Regions from separate parts of the Homo sapiens genome. Here region 2 is linked to region 1. The links are chromatin contacts, found by Hi-C or POLR2A ChIA-PET in ENCODE. All regions are on one chromosome and are shown on one strand. Each heading gives the region's core, a stretch centred on a gene start or an enhancer-like site at or near the end of the contact. The rest is flanking DNA. Distances are from core to core; before and after follow the strand shown. Region 1 overlaps KIAA2012. Region 2 overlaps KIAA2012.

Region 1 (6,520 bases), core at 3,118-5,617:
TTGATCTGTGGCACTGCCTCCCGCCTGTTCCTACAGCAGCTTCTTCATGCAGGATTCATTGCTGCCCAGCCCCAAAAGAAGCAGCCAGGAGGCCAGGAGTGGTGGCTCATGCCTGTAATCCCAGTACTTTGGGAGGCTGAGGTGGGCAGATTACGAGGTCAGGAGTTCGAGACCAGCCTGGCCAATATGGTGAAGCCCCGTCTCTACTAAAAATACAAAAATTGGCCAGGCTTGGTGGCAGGCGCCTGTAATCCCGCCTACTCAGGAGGCTGAGGCAGGAGAATTGCTTGAACCCGGGAGTCAGAGGTTGCAGTGAGTCAAGACCTTGCCATTGCACTCCAGCCTGGGCGACAAGAGCGAAACTCCATCTCAAAAAAAAAAAAAAAAAAAAAAAAAAAAAAAAAAAAGCAGCCAGGAACACCACTCACATTTCTCTGTTAATCAAAGACTATTTTTAGGAGAGAAAGTCTCCAGGTCATCATCCTTCCCTTGGTCTGAAGCAGCAGCAGCCATGTCTGTGGGTGGAGGATGAGCTACAAAGTCAACCTATACTCCCAGTTTTTGCAGATCTCTCCATGGGGGAAATGAAATAGAAAAGGAATCTGAGGAGAGGCAGACCTGGCCTCAGTCTTCCATTGAAAATACAAGCCTGAGTCTTTCCCAGATCGGCTCCTAGCTTGTGGTGTGTGCAGGCTGAGGGATGCACGACTCCAGGGGACAATGTCTACCTCATTATTTAGGGAATTGTGCAGTGGATTACCTGCAGGACCCACAGGACATCCCTGCAAATTATCCTTCCCCAGGCCAGCTAAGCCCAAGCACTTGGTTCCACCCGACGTCTCTTCCTCACTAATATTTACACTCAGACCACGGGGCTGTCCATGAGTAACTCAACAGAACAACACATTTCTCAGGCTTTCCAAGAAGCAAATCCTCTCTGCTACTTATTGGTATATTTGGGGAGAAATTGTGGGTTTCTGGAGGTCTATATATGAAATAATATGATCATGAGTCAAATTACATAGAGAAGTCGAGGTGACTTTTTAGTGGAAAAGCTTACCTTTTAGGAAATGCTGACTACTAGGCCCTTCCTCTTCATGGCTGATATTTGAATTGACAGATTCATAGGCTGAAAAACAGTAAGATATTTTACCTGAGAGCGGGAAAAAGTCTTGTAAAAATTTATTCCCTTATCCGAAGACAGGGGAAAACATGAAGTGATTGCCTCAGTGTTTAAGCTTTGCAATGAACTGTTTCTTTTTTTTAAATTTTTGAGATGGAGTCTCTTTCTGCTGCCCACGCTATAGTGCAGTGGCACGATCTCGGCTCACTGCAACCTCTGCCTACAGGGTTCAAGCAATTCTTCTGCCTCAACCACCTGGCTAGCTGGCATTACGGGCATGTGCCACCACGCCTGGCTAATTTTTTGGATTTTTAGTAGAGATGGGGTTTCGTCATGTTGGCCAAGCTGGTCTCGACTCCCGACCTCAAGTGATCTGCCCACCTCAGCCTCCCAAAGTGCTGGGATTACAGGCGTGAGCCACCGCACCGGCCTTGAATTGGATGTTTTTGAAAATCCACAGATGATATTCTGGAGAGAAGGTTGATCTAGGATTAAAAAAGCATTGAGGAAAATAATGTTTTTATCTAAGATGTTTAAAGGTAAAATTCTGTAGGGTCCATGATGATAAAATTCTGTAAGAAGAACTTTTGACAAAATAAGATCATGAAACAGTTAACGTTTGACACATGCTGCAAGATGCCCAGATTTGAACAGCAGCTGTGTCTCAGTGTGTGCAGCCATGGGGGATGACAGACACGCACAAAAAGCCCCCCTCTCCAGTTGTAGCACAAACAGAGTGTTGGACCAGGGGAGCCAGGAGGGATTCTAGTCCATCTGATTCTAGCCAAAAAGACAGACAGGCTTTTTCACAGCCCCTGATGAATTTTTTTTTTGTGATCTGCTAGTCACCTGGGGTGAGAATTATTTTCCTAGCTACCCTTGTCAGTCAAAATGAAAATTAGTTAAAACAATGCTGTCTTAATGACTGATGAGAATTAGAATGAGACTTGTGAAAGTTAAGGGAGAGGTAATAGCAAAGAGGTCAATTGAGTGGGTCCTATATGAAGGGTTTTTTATTTTTATTTTTTGAGATAGAGTTTCGCTCTGTCACCAGGCTGGAGTGCAATGGCACAATCTTGGCTGGCTGCAACCTCCACCACCTGGGTTCAAGCAATTCTCCTACCTCAGCCTCCCAAGTAGCTGGGACTACAGGTGCCTGCCACCAACACCCGGCTAATTTTTTTTGTATTTTTAGTAGAAACAGGGTTTCACCATGTTGGCCAGGCTGGTCTCGACCTCCTGACCTCAGCTGATCCACCTGCTTCTGCCTCCCAAAGTGCTGGGATAACAGGTGTGAGCCACCATGCCCAGCAGGAAGAAAGGTTTTTTAAAGGGAAATTTGGTGTGTTTGTATGAGAGAGAGAGAGAAGCGGAGAGAGAGAGAAGGGAGAGGGAGGTGTGAGATATCGGGGAGAGAGCAACAGAGAAGAAAAAAAGGAATCCTAGAAAATTCAAACCGGAAAAGACTTAGAAATCTTCTAGTCTGCCTAGCCACCAAACTCATCTCCAAATAATTTTATTTATTTATTTTTTGCTTCATCGTCTCATTACCAATAACAAATAGACTAGAGAGGATGCCAAGAAAGAATGTTTGGGTTTTACTGATTTGCTAAACTGCGGTGGGGCTTGACAAAGCCTGCCTCTCGGTGCTCCTGCATCTCAGGGCACACACACGGTCACGTGCGCACCGATAGCTGAGGCTGAGCAGGCGGCCTGGGATTCTGAGCATCAACACTGGAGAGAGGAAAAGCCGTAATTAGTGTTAATTGTTGACCCTACGGTTCAAGAATAGATGCTCTGGAGAATGGGAAATGAGAACAAACATTAATTATTGAGTAGGGACCTTGGAGACAGACACTCTGGATTAAACGGAGAGAGATAAATTGCATAATGAATGTTAATTTTCCCTCAAAGAATTGAGTGGTGGGTGGTTGAAAGGGAAAAGGAGGCTAAAAAACAGTCACGAAAGAGAAAGCTCTGTGTGTCAGGCGAGAGGGCGGAGGAGGGCTACACGAACACCGTCTGTCACCGCCACCGCCCTGCCCTTTGCCTCGTAGCTCCCAAGAAGTTTGCTCTCAGGGTTTTCCTTAGAACTCATTATTTACCACAGCTGCCTGCTAGGAAGCTCAACCATTTCCCCTACAGCCCAGGAGCCAGAAAACAGCCACACTGCACTGCTGACAAGCTGAGAGGCACATGGCATGGGGATCTATTTTTTTCTGTGTGCTGGTGGGACTTTTGACTTGGCTTGAGGGAGGCTGCCAGAGCGGTGGCCCTGTGGGTGCTGCTGTGGGGACAATGTGGGCTCCAGGCCTTAGTTGTTGTTTTCGCTTAATTACAATACAGGAGACACACATGCCCCCCTTTCCGAAACAACCTTCTTAACTGAAAGTAAAAACAGAATAAAGATAATTTGGGCTGGGCGCTGTGGCTCACGCCTGTAATCCCAGCACTTTGGGAGGCCGAGGCAGGTGGATCACCTGAGGTCAGGAGTTTGAGACCAGCCTGACCAACACAGTGAAACCCCATCTCTACTAAAAATACAACAAATTTAGCCAGGCGTGGTGGTGCACCACCTGTAGTCCCAGCTACTTGGGAGGCTGAGACAGGAGAATCTCTTGAACCCGAGAAGCGGAAGCTGCAGTGAGCCGAGATCGTGCCACTGCACTCCAGCCTGGGCAACAAGAATGAAACTCAGTCTCCAAAAAAAAAAAAAAAAAAGAGCGGATTTGAGTAGAAGATTGGAGATGAGCATTGTAGCCAATTTTATAAAGAGGATCTGCAAACAGTCTTGTCATGGGCGACCCAGATCTCAGAGTGCTGGTTGAGATGCTCACGTCCAGTCAGTGGCCCTAGGGAGCATGCCTTTTAGGCATGGCTGCTCACTGCCTTGCACCAGGGCCCTCACCCAGTGTTGTCTGGCTGATTTTGCAGTAGCCTGAGCCCTCTGCCTTTTCTCTTGTCTGTTCCTTCATGCTAGCTCACGTGTTGGGTTGCATGACATCCCTCCTCAAACATCTGTGATTCCTTGTTGCCTAAACAGCAGCATTTTGGCTCTCTCCTGGCATACAAGGCTTTCCCTGGTCTGGCCCTGGTCTGCCTTTCAGGCCCAGCTCCTCCTCACCCCCAGCATGAAGCCCCTCCACAGTCCACTCACACCACGCTGCTCCTCATTATCCACGTGTTCTCTACGTTCCTCTTTTTGTTCATTCTGGTGTCTCGGCTGGCTGGCCCTCCCCTTCTCTGTCTATCTACTTCTCGTTTCTCAAAGGTCAGTGTAAATGGAACTTCCTCTGTAAAAAGCCCTTCCCAACCTCCTAGGCTAGAATTAATGGCTCCTTCCTGGAATACCCCTGGATTGTGCTCTTAGGCCTCTGTGATGGCACTCATTTCATTCTGCCTTGTGGTACAGTTACTGGCTTGTGAATCTGTTCTCCACGTCGACTCTGAGGTCCTTGAGGGCAGTGACTGCAGTGCCTGGGGTGGAGCTTTGGTATGTGGAGTGAGGACAGACAGGCCTGGGAATGAAGCCCAGCTCTGCCCTTACCACGTAAGTGAGCTCCCTGTGTTTCAGTCTCCTTACCTATGATATGTGATTGAAAATACTCACTTCCTAGGATCGTTGGGATAAGGGAACAAGATGACATGCATAGCAAGGTGCCTGAGAGTGTTTGCTCTCAATATTAACATCCTTCCATGTCCCTTGCATATGGGAGGTATTCAGTATATTGTATCGAAGGAGTCAAACACACATGTAATGGGCCTTCTTTGAGGTTCAACCATATTTCATATTGGAATTTTACTTAATACTTTACAAGATGGAGTGCAAGTGTGATCTGATTTGATTTTCACAAAGTAATGTGAAGTATGTTGGCAGATATTATAGTTGCATTCTGTTAAGGCACAAGGTAAGCTGATGTAAAACAAGAGACGCAAAAAGATAAACATTTATTTCTCTTGCACATACAAGTCCAGAGGTAGGCAGGCAGGCCGATCAGGGTGGCTCTGCTCCGTAAAGTTACCTGAGCACCCTGGTTCCTAATATCTTAGTACTCCATCATCCCATATGGAATTGTTCTCTTCCACATGGTTGAAGCTATTACCACGACCAAGTCCAAGGAGAACGAGGAGGGGAAGGGCAAACAGTTTCCTTTTAAGGAAATGACCTGGAAGTTGCATGTGTTACTTCCACTCACATCCCATTGGTCAAATCTTGGTCACATGGCCATACCTAGCTGCAAGTGAGTCTGGGAAGCATAATCTCTGGGTAGGCAGCCATGTGTTCAGCTAAAATCCAGGGTGGGGGATTCTATTATTAGAATTTAGCTGAACACATTCTTCCATTATTCCTTTTATAAATATTATTCAGTCAATATTCATAATATTCAGTAAATATTATGAGAAATACTCTGGGAGTACCAAATGTGTTCTCTGTGATATTCAGAGGTAGATGAGGGGGATCTACTCACAGGAATTTTAAATCTAGGAGGGGAAAGAAGAAAAATAGTACAAAGGATAAAAGATGTGAGGGAGTGCTTGGTAAGAGACCCAGGTGGTAAGAATGAGTGGAACGTAAGGAAATAGCAATCGTTGTGGCAGAGGTGGTCAGGTAAAGCATCACAGTAGAGAGGGAACTTTGAGGTCCTTGAAGCTTGGAAACCTGGATAAGAGGGACTAGAAGCTGTGTGATGCAGTGGGAAAAGCTCTGGCCTCACTGGATGAAGGAAGATCTGGGTTTGAGCCTTGGATTTGCCATATAAAAGCTGTGTGGCTTTGAGCAAATCATACCTCTTTGGGCATCAGTTTCCTTATCCATAAAATCAGAGGTTTTCTTTTCTCTTTTTGAGACAAGGTCTCACTCTATTACCTAGGCTGGTGTGCAGTGGTGCAATCATGGCTCACTGCAGCCTTGACTTCCCAGGCTCAAGCAATACTCCCACCTCAGCCCCTGGAGTAGGTGGGACCACAGGTGTGCACACCAGGCCCAGCTAATTTTTAAAAGTTTTTGCAGAGACGGGATCGCACTATGTTGCACAGTGTATTAGTCTGTTTTCATGCTGCTGATAAAGACATAACTGGAACTAGGCAATTTACAAAAGAAAGAGGTTTAATTGGACTCACAGTTTCATGTGGCTGAGGAGGCCTCACAATCATGGCAAAAGGCAAGGAGGAGTAAGTCACATCTTACATGGATAGCAGCAGGCAAAGAGAGCTTGTGCAGGGAAACTCCCCTTTTTAAAACCATGAGATCTCTTGAGACTCATTCACTATCAGGAGAACAGCACAGGAAAGAGCTGCCCCCATAATTCAATCACCTCCCACCGGGTTCCTCCCATGACATGTGGGAATTGTGGGAGTTACAATTCAAGATGAAATTTGGGTGGGGACACAGCCAAA
Region 2 (6,561 bases), core at 3,912-6,411, 51 kb before region 1:
TGTGTGTTGGAAACTCAATCAATATTCAATGCAGCAGTGTTGGGAGGTGGGGCTTAATAAAAAGTGTTTAGGTCATGGAGGGCTCCATCCTCATGAATGGATTAATGCTGCTATAAAAAGGGTTTGTGGGCTGGGCACAGTGATGCACACCTGTAGTCTCAGCTACTCGGGACACTGAGGCTGTGGATAGTGTGAGTCCAGGAATTCAGGTTGAGCCTGGGCAACATAGAGAGACCCCATCTCTAAAAAAAGAAAAAGGGCTTGTGGGAATGAGTTCCCTCTCTTTTGCCTTTTTGCCTCCCACCACGTGAGGACACAGTAAGAAACCTGCATCTTGATCTTGGGCTTCTCAGCCTCCAGAACTGTGGGAGACTGTTCTGTTCTTCATAAATTACCCAATCTCAGGCATTCTGTTATAGCATCACAAAATGGATTAAGACACATATAATCCCATTTCCCTCTCCCTCCCAGAGGTAATCAGTCTCTTCAATTTGATATTCATCAATCCTCATATATATTTTTATATCTGTATTACATATACATGCACATGTAAACAATATATAGTATTTTTTACAAATTAAAACTTTACATAAATGATATTATTTATGTAACTTGTTCAACTTGCCTTATTTTGCTTAATAAGGCAAAAAACCCTTAATAAGTCTTTTGGGATTAACCCATATTAATACATGTAATTTTATTTTCAGCTATCATATAGTATTCCGTTGTATAAATATGTGACCATTTAAAAATCCATTTTACTATTGGTGGCCATTTTGATTATTTCCAATTGTTTATGATTATTAATAATGTTTCAATGAACCTTTTTAGGTGAGTCACTGTTCATACATGCTTTCTCTAAAGGATACCTGGGAATGAACTTGTTGGGATGCAGGATATATGCATCTTCAATTTATTGAATATTTTCAAATTGCTCTAAATTACTAAAACTTTATATCCTCATTAATAGTGTTTATAGACTTTTAAACTTTTGCTGGTCTGATATATATGAAATGATATCTTTTTGTTTTAACTGGGATTTTCCTGATTAGTAAGGAGAACTTTTTTTTCTCTATGGCCATTTATTTGTGTTTCTTCTTCTGTTAGTTGCCTGTTCACATCATTTGCTCATTTTTCCTTTGGGTTGATTGTCTTTTTCTTTCCCTATTTGTAGAGGGAAGAAATGCTGCTGCATTTTGGTTACTAATGCTTTGTTGGTTACATGCATTGCAGGTATCTCCTTCTAATCTGCAATTTGGCTTTTAACTTCATGTTGTCTTGTTGAAAACTTCAAACTTTAATATAGTCAGATTCATTGGCGGGGCACAGTGGCTCACACCTGTAATCCCAGCACTTTGGGAGGCCAAGGCAGGCTGATCACTTGAGTTCAGGAATTTGAGACCAGCCTGGCCAACATGGTGAAACCCTGTCTCTACTAAAAATACAAAAATTAGCCGGGCCTGGTGGCACACACCTGTAATCCCAGCTACTTGGAAGGCTGAGGCAGCAGAATCGCTTGAACCCAGGGGACAGAGGTTGCAGTGAGCCAAGATCATGCCATTGCACTTTCTGGGCAATAGAGCGAGACTCCGTCCCAAAAAAAAAAAAAAGATTTATCAATAATTTTCTTTATGGTTTGTGTTATGAATAATAGGTAAAAAGTTTTTTCCTTTCCAAAATTCATAAAAATATTCTGCTATATTTTCCTCTAAAAGTTAAATTTTGCTTTTTGACATTAAGCTCCTGAATACACCTGATATTTTGTGAGGTGAGAATTTTAAAATTGCATAACCAGTTGTCTCAAAATTATATAGTGAATAATAGATCATCCTTTCTCCACTATTTCCCTTTATAATGCCATTGCCATATATCAAGTTTCCATATGTGGGCACATTTATTTCTGGATTCTCTATTCTCTTCTGTCTGTCTCTAAGCCAATAGCACACAGTTTTATTTTTTACAGCTTTAAAATAAGTTTTTATATTTGTCAGGGCAAACTTCCACTTTATTTTTTTTCAAAATTATACTGGCTAATATCTTAGTCTGTTCAGGCTGCTATAACAAAATACCATAAACTGGGTAGCTTAGAAACAACAGAAATTTATTTCTTGTGGGTCTAGAGGCTGGAAAGTTCAAGATCAAGGTGCTGGAACATTCAGTGTCTGGGGACATTCAGTGTCTGGGGAAGTCTCACTTTCTGGTTCATGGAGGGCACCTTCTTTTGTGTCCTCACATGATAAAAGGGGCAAGATAGCTCTCTGGGGCCTCTTTTGTAAAGGCACTAATCTCATTTATGAGGGCTCTGCCCTCATGACTTAATCACCTCCCAGAGGCCCAACCTCCAAATACCTTTACATTGGTGATGAGGTTTCAGCATGTGAATTTTTGGGGGACACAAACATTCAGACCATGACAACTATTTCTGGCTTTTCTATATGAATTTTAATATCAGCTAATCATGTTCTGCCAAAAACCCTGTTGGGGATTTTTAAAATTGAAATTGCACTGAATTTATAGACTGCCAAAAGGAAAAACCAAACCAAACCGGAATCTGATCAAGTTTCTAGACCCAAGTGTTAACTTACAGGACATGTGGAAGACAGAGAAACATGTTAAACTACACTATGAGGACGCAATCAGCAAAGTCTAGATTGAAACTCAACAAGACAAGTGACCCAATTTCCTACAAATACACTAAAAGGGGGAAAAAAAAGAAATGGAAGGGAACTTATAAATTCAATGAGATTTAAAGGTCATATCAACCAATTGTAAACAGTTGGTTTGCAAATTCCAAAACAATTATAATAATTATGGGACAATTTGAACTTTGAAAACTGACTGAATATTCAATTATATTAAAGAATTATTTAAATTTTGGGTGTAATAATGGTATCATGATTATGTTAAAAGTCATTTCTCGGTGCAGCGCACCAGCATGGCACATGTATACATATGTAACTAACCTGCACATTGTGCACATGTACCCTAAAACTTAAAGTATAATAATAATAAAAAAAGTCATTTCTCATCTTTGAGAGATATGTTCTCAAGTATATATGAATAAAATGATATGAGCCTAAAATTTGTTTCAAAATAACATGGGAGAGAGAAAGGAGTTGGAGATACAGGTGAACAACACTGGCCAAGAGATGGGTATATGGGATTCACTGTGCTGCTCTGTTCACTTCTGTGTATGTTTGCAGTTTTCCATAATAACAATTCCTTTTAAATTCTATTTTTAAATTGTGCTTTATGTTTTCAAACACTATTTTTTACACAATTGATTTCTGTGTATTGATCTGTATTTAGTAATCTTGCTGAATTCTTTTGTCTTTTAATGTCTTGTCTGTAGAGTCCCTTGAATTTTCCATATAAGTAATAATATAGTCTGGAAATAATACCAGTGTCATTTTCCTCCTTCCTATCCTTTCATCTTTCCTTTTTTTGGTTTCTTTACCGTTCTGGCTAGCATTGCTAGTACAATGTTGAATAGAATCACTGATAGAGGACATCCTTGTCCTAGTCCTGTCTCTAAAGAGAATGCTTCTTGGCCAGGCGCAGTGCCGCATGCCTGTAATCCCAGCACTTTGGGAGGCCCAGGAGGGTGGATCACCTGGGGTCAGGAGTTCGAGACCAGCCTGACTAACATGGTGAAGCTCCATCTCTACTAAATACAAAAAATTAGCCAGGTGCGGTGGTGAGCAACTGTAATCCCAGCTACTTGGGAGGCTGAGGCAGAAGAATTGCTTGAACCTGGGAGGCAGAGGTTGCAGTGAGCCGAGATCGTGCCGTTGCACTCCAGTCTGGGCGACAAGAGCAAAACTGTGTCTCAAAAAAGAAAAAAAAAGAATGCTTCTCAAGTTCTACCATTCAAGTATTCAAGTGTGATGTTTACTATAGGTTTTTCATGGATACTCTTTGTCAAAATCAAGAAGCCCTCTTCTATTCTTAGTCTGATAAGTTTTAATTGGGAATGGGTGAATTTTATTTTTTTCCTTTTGCATCTATTGAGATGACCCTAAGGCTTTTCCCCACTAACCTCTTAGTGTGGATTATAAATATATTTTCATATGTTAGACCCTCTTTGAATTCTTGTGATAAACCAAATTCAGTTGTGTGTATTGTTAATACTTTTAAAAATATAAGCTTAAGAATTTGATTGGTTAATAGTTTATTTAGGAGTTTTGTATGTTTGATCATAAGTGAGATTGGTCTATAATTTTCCTTTTTTTATTTTATTTTTTGAGATGGAGTTTCGTTCTTGTTGCCCGGGCTGGAGTGCAATGGTGCTATCTTGGCTCACTGCAACCTCTGCCTCCCGGGTTCAAGCGATTCTCCTGCCTCAGCCTCCTGAGTAGCTGGGATTACAGGCACGTGCCACCACGCCCAGCTAATTTTGTATTTTTAGTAGAGACGGGGTTTCTCCATGTTGGTCAGGCTGGTCTCGAAGTCCCAGCCTCAGGTGATCCGCTCGCCTTGGCCTCCCATAGTGCTGGGATTACCGGCGTGAGTGACCAGGCCCGGCCTATAATTTTCCTTTCTTATGTTGTCCTTATCTCTAGTTTTAGCTGCTTTTGGGTTTTGACAAATTTAGGTCTCTTGTTAGAAATGAGCTTTTCTTCCTGGAAGGTGAAGAGAATTTTCAGAATCAAGGGACGACTGCTGTTCTCTGGGACTCTGGGGGACTTCCCGGGGGACTTCCCCAGTCTGGGCTGTGTAGGAGTAAACCAGAAACATTCTTAAGCGTGCACCACTTCCTACTTCCTCCTCTTCCAATATGAAGGAGAACTTTGAAATACTTCCCAGAGGAAAAATAGAGCAGTACCAGAGTTAGGTCATGTAGGTGCTAAGGACTAGCAGAATATTTTGCACCTAGTACTGCAGGCTGCAGATAGCAGGGCCTGGCAGTGTGCTGTGCCATGACTGTGCAGGCATCATACTGGGCAATGTGGGGAGCAAGGAGCCCCAGACCTTTGCATGGTGCCATCTTCCAGGCTGTAGATTCTGGTGAGTGGCACCACCAGGACTCCTGGGCACACACTTCTGGTCTCCCTGTTTTCTCCACAGTGTTAGGAGGAACTTTTCCAGCACTGGCTACTCCTCACTTCTTTGCACAGGTCAGGCAATCATTACACTTGCTCCTTCTGGAGCTGTTTATTCCTGAAGCTGGAAACTGCCCAAGGAAAAGTCTTCAAAACGAAACTGACCTGAACGGAACTGAACTGAACTAGATAACCACTAACACTGGGCAGACTCCAGTTACCCTGGTTTTAATAATTAGTTGTCATGCACGATTCTCTTGACTTGTAGGCCTCAGGTTTCTTCATCCATAATATAAAAGAACTTCTAGATCACCTCCAAGATTCATGCTGGCTTAAAAAACATACTGCCATAATTTCGTGATGTTTCCCTGACTTTTTACTATTTCCTCTCAGAAACACAGGGATGGCATCACAACTCAAAGATTCAAGGAGCATGGAGTCATAGAAACCTGGGTTCATCTCTCAGCTTCTCCACTTACTGGCTGTGTGCCCCTTGGGCAAGTTACCTAACCTCTTTGAGCCTCATTTTCCTCATCTGTGGAATAGAAACAATGCACTTTGCCTCATAAGGTTATAGTGAGGATAAAATAAGCTCAAAGTACATAAAGCACCTAGCATTACGTCTTGCTTCATAGTAAATGCCAAAAATGGCCAGGCGCGGTGGCTCACGCCTGTAATCCCAACAGTTTGGGAGGCCGACGCGGGCGTAAGCCCGCAAACAGCCTGGCGAAAACCCGTCTCTACTAAAAATACAAAAATTAGCAGGGCGTGGTGGCAGGCGCCTGCAATCCCAGCTACTCGAGAGGTTGAGGCGGCTGACTTGCTTGAACCTGGGAGGCGGAGGTTGCAGTGAGCCATCACGCCACTGCACTCAAGCCTGGGCAACAGAGTAAGACTCTGTCTCCAAAAAAAAAAAAAAAAAAAGTAAATGCCAAAAATTACTTCCCTTTTCTCCACCCCTAAGTGGAAAATTGGCCAAAATAAAACAGTATCAATTAAAAAGTCCAATTGTTTGGGTGGCACTCCAGGGGTTTGCCTGCCTCCCTGCCTTCTCCCCAGGGACTATGCGTGCCTGCTTTTCAGATGTTTAGACCTTCTAGCTCTGCCAGTCTCCATCTCGGGATGGAGTCCATAGGAGGCCCCAGCGTTAGAGACATCACAAGCCACCACAGAGAGGAAAAGAAAAGACTAAAGGAGGCGACACACTCGGAGAAGTGACCCTTCGGGGAGAGCCCGCCTGGGGTCTTGAGCTCACCAGCGAGGAGCTCCTTTTGTAAGGCCGGGACGACCTCGCGCAGCAGAGAGGCGCTAGGCAGAAGCCTCTCCGACGCCGCGGGGACCCGGAGCGGCGCTATTGAAGCCATAAACGCGGCAGGCCCCGAGAGAAGCTGCTCCCAGCGCGCCTGCTGCGGGGCCCCTGCCGCCGCGGAGGCGCAGATGCCGCACTGCTGGACCACTTTGGCCTCCCTCCCCGATTGGCCACACCTTTTTATTCCCTTTAAAAAAACTGCTTGAAGAA

The links. A loop is a pair of places that touch in the nucleus more often than their neighbours do. ChIA-PET counts read pairs that join two places held with the same protein, here RNA polymerase II (POLR2A). Pooled maps may share reads with other maps.
Region 2: a pooled map shows a loop between it and region 1 (4-fold over the local background). The contact joins two enhancer-like sites. A Hi-C loop is called at or near these places in 2 of 168 maps with a recorded cell type or tissue (Caco-2 and cardiac septum) and 3 of 50 pooled maps. POLR2A ChIA-PET finds 5 or more read pairs at or near these places in 7 of 52 experiments (BJ, OCI-LY7, Panc1 and 4 more).

What each region holds. Positions count from the first base shown.
Region 1 is chr2:202,119,823-202,126,342 of GRCh38, reverse strand. KIAA2012 reads right to left here. Exons shown (of 24, transcript NM_001277372.4): 12 at 1,061-1,129. Among named protein-coding and RNA genes, the nearest start is that of KIAA2012-AS1, 6.0 kb to the right of the region's middle. Within about 2 kb of position 4,367, at least 2 of the 41 ENCODE cell types and tissues checked have a DNase peak (open chromatin) inside an H3K27ac peak, as active enhancers do.
Region 2 is chr2:202,171,253-202,177,813 of GRCh38, reverse strand. All of the region lies in intron 15 of KIAA2012, which reads right to left. Among named protein-coding and RNA genes, the nearest start is that of KIAA2012-AS1, 57 kb to the right of the region's middle. RefSeq lists enhancers at 4,634-4,843, 6,096-6,561. Within about 2 kb of position 5,161, at least 2 of the 41 ENCODE cell types and tissues checked have a DNase peak (open chromatin) inside an H3K27ac peak, as active enhancers do.